Linked DNA regions of Homo sapiens: region 1 is linked to region 2. Evidence: read pairs that join two places in POLR2A ChIA-PET (ENCODE). Cell type or tissue: Caco-2. All regions are shown on one strand. Each heading gives the region's core, and the rest is flanking DNA. Links, peaks and the distances in the headings are about the cores only.

What was found. ChIA-PET counts read pairs that join two places held together with the same protein. Peaks named below come from ENCODE experiments on the same cell type or tissue, not always from the same donor. Only the 100,000 strongest peaks of a DNase experiment are listed, where the experiment ranks them.
Region 1: POLR2A ChIA-PET joins it to region 2 with 5 read pairs; 3 of 35 experiments call an interaction of 5 or more read pairs at or near these places.

Annotation. Positions count from the first base shown.
Region 1 is chr11:8,904,560-8,908,961 of GRCh38, forward strand. It overlaps a transcript of DENND2B not described here. Among named protein-coding and RNA genes, the nearest start is that of AKIP1, 4.4 kb to the right of the region's middle. In Caco-2, for the core only: no CTCF peak of the experiment used is centred there; no DNase peak of the experiment used is centred there.
Region 2 is chr11:8,732,075-8,736,476 of GRCh38, forward strand. The region is part of intron 2 of DENND2B (DENN domain containing 2B); the gene reads right to left. Among named protein-coding and RNA genes, the nearest start is that of DENND2B-AS1, 35 kb to the right of the region's middle. In Caco-2, for the core only: no CTCF peak of the experiment used is centred there; DNase peaks (open chromatin) are centred at 1,997 and 3,220.

The sequences.
Region 1 (4,402 bases), core at 87-4,086, 170 kb after region 2:
ACAGGTTCAAGCCAGTGCGATTAGGCAAGAAAAAGAAGTCCTGATTGAAAAGAAAAAAGTTAGCCTTTCTTTATTCACAGAAGATCTGATCCAGTATACAGAAAATCCTAAAGAATCCACAAAAAAATTCTTAGAACAAGTAAATGAGTTTAACAAGGTTACAGGATACAATATCAATATGAAAAAGTCAACTATATTTCTATACACTAGTAATAATTTCATCTGAAAATGAAATTGAGAAAACAATTTCATTCACAACAGCATAAAAATACTTAATAAATTTGTTAAAAGAAGTGCAATATGTACACTAATCACTACACAATATTAGTAAAAAAAATAAAGAAAACTGAAATAAATGGACAGACATTCCATGTTCATAAATTCAAAAACCCAATATTGTTAAGATTGCAATTCTTCCTCAATTAATCTGTGAATTCAATATAATCTCTATCAAAACATCAACAGTTGTTACACAGAAGTTGACAAACTGAATTTAAATTTTATGGAAATAATGACTGTACTAGAATATAAAAATAATTTTGAAAATGAAGAACATAGTTGATATACTTCCCAATTTCCAAACTTACTACAAAACTACAATAATCAATACAGTATAATATGGCATAAGGACAGACATATAGATCAATAGAACATAATTTAAAGTCTAAAAGCTAACTCTTACATTTATGGTGAATTGATTTTTGACAAAGTTGCCAAGGGAATTTAATGAGAAAAGGATAGTCTTTTATACAAATGATACTGAGAAAATTGAACATCTGCATGAAAAGAAATGAATCTAGACCCTTACCTCATAATGCACATAAAAATTAATGCAAAATGGCATAGAGTTAAATGTAAAAACTAAAATATACAACTATTAGGAGGAAACATAGAAAAAATCTTCAAAAAAAATTTTCATGACCTTAGGTTAGGCAAAGATTTCTTAGATATAACACCAAAAGCACAATTTATAAAGGAAAAAAATTAATAAGTTGGAGTTCATCAAAACTTTAAATGTTAGTACTTCAAATTACACCACTAAGAAAATGAAATACATGACACAGCCTGGGAGAAAATACTTATGAATCATACATCTGGTGTGGGTGCGGCGGCTCAAGTCTGTATTCCCAAGAGAAATGAAAACATGTGTCCACACAAAGTCTTACTATGCATTATCAGTCAAAATAGCCCCAAACCAGAAACATTTCAGATGACCATCAACCAGTAAATGGATAAACAAAATGTAATATATTCATATAACGGGATAGTATTCAGTCATAAAAAAGAATGAAGTATTGATACATGCTACGACATGTGTGAGCCTCAAAAACATTATGCTAATTAAAAGAAGCCAGGCAAAAAAAGGTCACATATTATCAGATTCCATCTATATGAATTGTCCAGAAAAGGCGAATTCATAAGACAGCAAGCAGAAGACTGGTCACCTAGGACCAGAGGCAGGAGCTGAGAACTGACTGCATATGGTATACACTAGGGATTTTTCTCAGGTAATGACAGTGTTCCAAAACTGCACTTTGGTGATGTTGACAACTCTGTAAATTTACAAAAAATACTGAAATATACACTTAAGACAGGTAAATTTTATCATATGTACATTATACCTCAATAAAGAAGTCTTTTTTTTCTTTTTTTTTTTTTTTTTTGAGATGGAGTCTCGCTCTGTCACCCAGGCTGGGGTGCAGTGGCGCGACCTTGGCTCACTGCAAGCTCTGCCTCTCAGGTTCACGCCGTTCTCCTGCCTCAGCCTCCCCTGGGACTACAGGCTCCTGCCACCACGCCCAGCTAATTTTTTGTATTTTTAATAGAGATGGGGTTTCACCGTGTTAGCCAGGATGGTCTCAATCTCCTGGCCTCGTGATCTGCCCATCTCAGCCTCCCAAAGTGCTGGGATTACAGGTGTGAGCCACCGCGCCCAGCCAAGAAGTCTTCAAAAAAAAAAAAAAAAAAACTCTACATAAATTTCAACTGTTTATATTAAATATCTTCCAAATACTATTCCTTTGATCTCTGACTTTTAAAAATGACAAGATTTCAATCATTCCTGCTCTGCAACCAATTTTTTTAACTCCCAGTCAATTTTAAACAGATTGTGAAAGTTAATTCTCAGAAGTTTGATTCATTTTCTTTAATCTACATCATCAAGATGACAATTTTGATAATGAGTTTCTTTCATTCCCCCAATAACCCAGTGAGATGATGTAATCAGGCAAAATGAATGATCTAATGACTCAGTCTGTAATACTACCTTACAAAGCTGTGATGATTCCAAAGCTCTTAAGTCTGCTGGAGAAATAACAATACCATTTGTCAAATAAAATGATTTATACAGTTTCTGGTATGTACAGTATAAATCACTGTCTAACTCTGGCACAGTACCCACTTTTGCATCCTGGGTTTTTAACCCTTTTTGGCCCCCTTCACATAAAGAAAAGGAATTTACATTGCTCTTCACTGGACTTGTTTTTTCTCCTCAAAAAGTCCCAAATACAGCACCAGTCTCTTTCCCCATTTCACAATTAAAGACCTCTTCCAACGCATCTCCTCCAAAACATAGAACCCTGACAACTAACTTTCATCTGTTCTCATTAGTGAATTTACCCTTGTGAAGATAGAAGTCATTAAAAACTCATATCAATAGTTTATTTTTCTGTCAATACTGACAGTCTATTTCCCTGTTGACCAGGCACATTCCTAATTAGTTGCCCTCTCTCCATTTACAATTCCATTTTCAGTTCTCACCAGTGGCTTTCATTTGGCGTGGGCTATATTTGATCCACAAGGGGCCTGATGGTAGGTCATGTTCTATCATTATTCCCAGCCAATCTTAAAAAAGATAAAAAGGAATCTCTCAAGTCTCTCAATCTGTGGTTTACAGGATGAATCTTTAAAATTATAAATATGCACATATAAAAATATATTTACAAATATATTTACAAATAGAAAAATAAAAACAAATGCAAAGATTTAATTTAGAGTCTTTTGGTTTCAGTTTCATTTCAAGCATCTTCTTTCCCATAAATTTCTAAATGTTAAATTCTGAGAAAATGTAGTTACAATTGAATATTCATTACATTCATTAAAGTTCATGTAGGTAGGTGTTTTTTTAATAGAAAAGCCAACTCTTTTTTTTCTTAAGATAGGTTCTTACTCTGTTGCCCCGGCTGGAGGGCAGTGGCACGATCATAGCTCACTGCAGCCTCAACATCCTGGACTCAAGCAATCCTCCCATCTCAACCTCCCGAGTAGCTAGGACTACAGGTATGAGCCACCATGCCAGGCTAGTTTTTTAATTTTTTAAAAAATAGAGACAGGGGTCTCACTATGTTGCCCAGGCTGCTGTCAAACTCCTGGCCTCAAGTAATCCTTCCACCTCAACCTCCTGAACTTCTGGGATTACAGGTGTGAGCCACCACAAAGCCACCTCTTTATGTGGGCTAACAGAAGTCTATTTAACTTAAAAATTAAATCAGAGTAATTTCAACAAATGGCTACTGAACACCCGCTACTTAACAGGTCCTGGAATGTTTAGGGACAAATAAGGAACAGTTTCTGCCTTCAAGGAATTGAAAGGCTATTGGGAGAGAAGAAACCATAACTACACATAATTTAAATTAGATTGGAAAAGTACACACAAAAAATTTTTTTAAGGCTATGGCAACAGAGGTGGCAACTGGGAACCACTGGGAAAAGTTTCAAAGAGCTGACCTGACAAAAAGAAAGTAGTGCCTCAACTGGAATGACTAAAATAGAATGGGGAAGAGAGACAAATGAGATGAGGTGTGGCTATGATACTGGGTAAGTGAGAGCATATTTTGGGAGACCAGGCTGAAGCTTAAGATAATAATACTAGCTAATATTTATTGAGCACCTACTATGTACCAAGTACTATAAATGCACTTTATAGATATTAACTTACTTGATATTCACAATAACCCTATGAGGAATGTGCTAAAACCTTGAAATCCATAAAAAATAAAGAGGACCAAATTCTGTCCCACTCCAACCACACTTATTGTAAAAGCAGTTAACGGGTATCTTATCTACCTCTTCTCTCACTGATTCCTAGGCCATCAGGCCTAGCTTGAAAACTACATTCTCTGCAAAACCTTTCTTGATCCTCCCAGCTGAACATAGTCTCCTAAGCTTGATAGCATTTTATCTGTGTCAATCTTATGGCATGTCCGAATATTTTGTTCTTGGTATTATAGATTTTATGTGCATTCTTTCCTCTTTTTTATTCTCCTTTAGTCTGATCCACATTCTGTTCTCCACAACTCCTAGGGCAGTGCCTGGCACATACTAATGCTAGCTAAGTCTATGGAGCACTTATCTTTGCCGGGCACTGTGCTAAGCATTTTACAGGAATTATCTCACAGAATCC
Region 2 (4,402 bases), core at 149-4,148:
AGGAAAGAGTCTTTTCCACTCTATCATTGAGGAAGCCAATGGGGTGGGGAGGCCAACTCCTTAGGCAGCTCCACCCTCCAGCAGTGGCATCACATCCAATAATTGGCATCTACCATGTCCCAGCTCCAAATCCATATGCAGATCTTGGCAACTACAAGGAACACTTCTGAATAAATGTTTTTACATATGTTAACTCATTTAATCTTCCTGAAAAGTCTATGAGGTTATCATGTTTATTATCTTCATTTTACAAATAAAAAACACTAAGGCACAGAAAGGTTTAATATCTCATCCGAGGTCACTCAGCTGGTAAGTGAAACCAGGACGTGAACTTCCACTACACTGGGCTGACTCTCTGAAGAGGAAGCAGTGCCTCTGCCACTTTCTGAACTGCCAGGGCCCTGAGGCAACTCAAGAGAAATCCCCACAGCACTCAGCACACCCCTGCCACAGCACTTGTAAGTATCAAGGGACTTCTTGGTCTTCCCTACTAGACCATGGTTTCTTCTAGGCCCAGGGACAAACAAATAGTGTCTGGAAGGTGCTCGGTGAATGATGAAGAGCAAAAGGAAGGGAAAGGTGAGCTTATTGAAGAGCACCATGAGCATACTTCCTCTTGGGCACACTTTTCTACTTGTCTACTAGAGTAACCACTGTCAACTTTCAGAATTCTTTCCAAACAGTTTCAGTTCAAAAACAGCAGGATTTGCCAACACTGCACAGCACAAGGCCTACCTGACCCTAAGGCCGTGGCCCTCAGCTCTGGGCTGCCCAGCCTCTCAGGCTCCGGAATGCCATGCTATCCACAGGAAGGCAGCCAGCTGCCCCTGAGCCAGGCTGCTGTCACTGCTCGCTCACACACAGAAAACTGGAGTTTGGGTGAGTCAGGGATTGGCTGACAATTCCCTGCTGGGTCACAGGCCTCTGGCTGCCCCCAATCAACAGGAAACCTCAACATGCTTAAGTTGTTTTTCAAAGGGCAAGTCAAACAAGAGCCATCCCATGTGTATATGGGCACAGATGAGAGAAATTCAGTGCCAAGCCAAGCCAATGACCAAAGAGGCTCTGCTCAGTGAGGAGGTGTGAACAGAGTAAGCCTCCGCACTCCCTGGGGTAGGGAGCGGCAGGGCAAGTCGCCAGGCTTGAGGCGGGGGGAGATCCCAACTTCCTCACAGTTCATGGAGGCCTTAGGTCTCTCTTATTTTATAGAACCATAAATACAAAAGGTCATCAGTCTAGCCCCTAAGTGAATGAGTGTCTGTGCTACACAAAGGACTCTGTTTTAGTTCTCAACTGAAGATGCATTTGACAGAGGACAATTTCATTTGTTTATTCATTCGACAAATACTTAGTGAGCACCTACTCTGTGCTAGGCCTGTTCTAGGTGCTAGATACAAGAATAAACAACACAGACATAAATTCATGTCCTCGTGAAGCTTATATTCTACTGGGAGATGGCAGGCACCTAATGAGACTCACAATCTCTTGGGAAGCCTTTTTAAACTATACATGCCTCACCTGCTCAGGCACTTTGATATGTGGTTCCCTAGGGCTGTGTCTCCCCAGCGGCCCAGGAGAGAATTCACCAGTCCATGGAACCACTGTTACTTATGGTAGTGTGGGGCATGGCTCCTTGGGATAGGAAAATGATTCAGGTCCTCTGGTCCATCTGATCCCAGCATGCTTTCAGAAAGAGTGATTCTATAACTTCCCTTAGTGGCTCCAGCACGAATAAATCCTCACAGGTTAAGAACTTTCTCTCAATGCCTACCCTGCTTCAACTGAGGTTTCATTTCTCCCCTCTCATGCAGCATAAAATAGAGAGTAGACTGGCCCTTTCCTCTGAAGGTCCTGTCTTTGGTGTCACTGCTGACCTGGGACCCACGGCTTCACGTGCTACCCTTGCCCCAGCCTCCCCACACAGGCCAGGCCCAGTGCACTGTACCACAGAGGAACCTGCCTGTGCTGACCTGAAGCCCCATATCACAGAGAAGGCACCAGTCACTCATTCCAAGGTCTGGTAAACAATAAAGATAAGGCCCTGCCCTCCTGGGGTGACATTCTCACTTGAGGGTAGAATTCTCTGTTATCTGTCTGCATGTTTCTGATTCTACCTCTTATTAGCAATGGACTCACACTCTGAACATCCAGTTTCATTTCTTCAAAACTGTTCCATTTTACATCGCAGGGTTGTCATATTGAGCCAATGAGACCATGGATGCAAAATGCTCATTATCATTAGTACTGTTTTTTTTTTTTATCAGGTTATGGCTAGCCAGTCAGTCTCAAGAGAGGGTAAGAACATCACAGCCTTGGGGTTCAAGTTTCAGTGTAGCCACTTATAAGCTTCATGACTTTGAGCAAGTAATCTTCTCTCCCTAAGCCTCAGTTTCCTTAACTCTAAAATGGGTGTTGGAAGATCACGTATCTCGGCCAGGTGCAGTGGCTCACGCCTGTAATCCCGGCACTTTGGGAGGCTGAGACAGATGGATGACCTGAGGTCAGGAGTTCAAGACCAGCCTGGCCAACATGGCGAAACCCAGTCTCTACTAAAAATAACAAAAATTAGCTGGGCGTGGTGGCAGGCAACTGTAATTGCAGTGACTCGGGAGGCTGAGGCAGGAGAATCACTTGAACCCAGGAGGCGGAGGTTGCAGTGAGCCGAGATCACGCCATTGCACTCCGGCCTGGGCAGCAAGAGTGAAAACAAGAGTCTCAAAAAAAAAAAAAAAAAAAAGAAAGATCACATATCTCAGAGAATCCCTGTGAGAAATAGTACCTGTCGCGCATTGAGCTTGGGGCCTAACACACAGTGTTCCATCTTAGCTTGATAATTACTCATATTCACAAGGGGCTGGCTCTTCAGAGTAATCACCTGGGAAATTTGGTCAGTTTGCCACTGTCAATGGATCCTGAACGCTGTCGGGGCAGGGGGGCGGGAGGGCGGGGAGTAAATCAAATATGACCATGAATTCTCAGCAGCTCAGGCTATGGAAAGGTGGAGTCTATTGCTCCGTCACTCGAATCTTGGTTGATCTCGGTGATTTGCTTTGAGTATAATACAATGTGGCAGTGGAAATTGAAATTGTTCAAATTCTAAACTTGAGGCCTCAAGAGGCCTTGTAGTTTCTCCCTTTACCCACCTGGAATGCTGCCCTGACACCGTCACATAAGGAAGCCAGTCTAGTCTTTTAGAGGACGAGAGGTCCCATGGAATGTGACCGAGGCACCTCTGTCAATAGCCAGCCTACAACTGCCTGACTCATGAATGAGGCCACCTTGGACCCAGACCCAGCCGGACACAGCTACATGAGTGCGCCCAGGGGAAACCAGCAGAGAACCACCAGAAAACCCACAGAAATGTGAGAAACAATCAACTGTGTTAAGCCACTAAGTTTTGGGGTGATTTGCTCCACGGCAGCAGTAAAAAGATGCAGGTGGGAAAGGCCACGCCTGCGTATCATTGGCCCATCCCATCCCAATGCAGAGCCACTGCCCTGGCCTTCCTTCCCCACTTCCCCACAGGCCAGCTTAGCTTCCATGATGTCTGGATTGGATCTCTCTCTCACTACTACAGGCTCTGATGCTCTTATGGGGGCACCCCCTGGAAGTGGAGCTAGTTCAGCCACCCTAAGAATCAGCTTCCACCAGTCTTTGCTCCCAGGCTGAAGGAGGGTCAGGAGAGTCTCACCTAGAGAGGGAACACTAGGGAGGCTTCAGGAGGGACACAATGGGAGCCAGGTGTCAGGATGTCTAGATCCTCGTGACAAAGAGTTTGCACAGCAGGTGTCATCCCCTGGCATGGATGGGAGAGAGTGCTCATTCCTGGGCTTCAGTTCCTCTCTGTCTAGTTGTTTCCTAGTTCCTCAAACTGAGACTCGGAGGGAAAGTAAGATCATTCTCCCCTGTTGGACAAGAGGAGACCACGGCCAAGAGAAGGGCAGGGCCTGCCTTCGGATGCCACCATGGGAGCAAAGCCACTGACAGTCTCTAGCTTCACTTCTTCATGGTTCCTAGGCCAGCTCCTTGCTAGCCTTCTCTGCATCTGAACGAAGGAAGCCACCTATCACCAAGACCACAGTGTGCAACCCCACCAGGCCGGAGATACATTTTGGCTCTCCATCCATTCAACCAGATATATTGAGCACCAAGTCTATTCCAGGCACTATTTTAGGCTGAGGTGGGAGGACTGCTAGAGCCTGGGAGGTCAAGGCTGCAGCAAGCCACAATCATACCACTGCACTCCAGCCTGGGCAACAGAGTGAGACCAGAGTGAGACCTTGTCTCAAAAGAAAAAAAAAAGGATCAGCAGAGACTAAAAACAGACAAAGTCTCTTTTTCTATAGGTTACATTCTGGTAGACACACATCAAGTTGCCTTATTTGTTTAGAGTGAGCAGGTA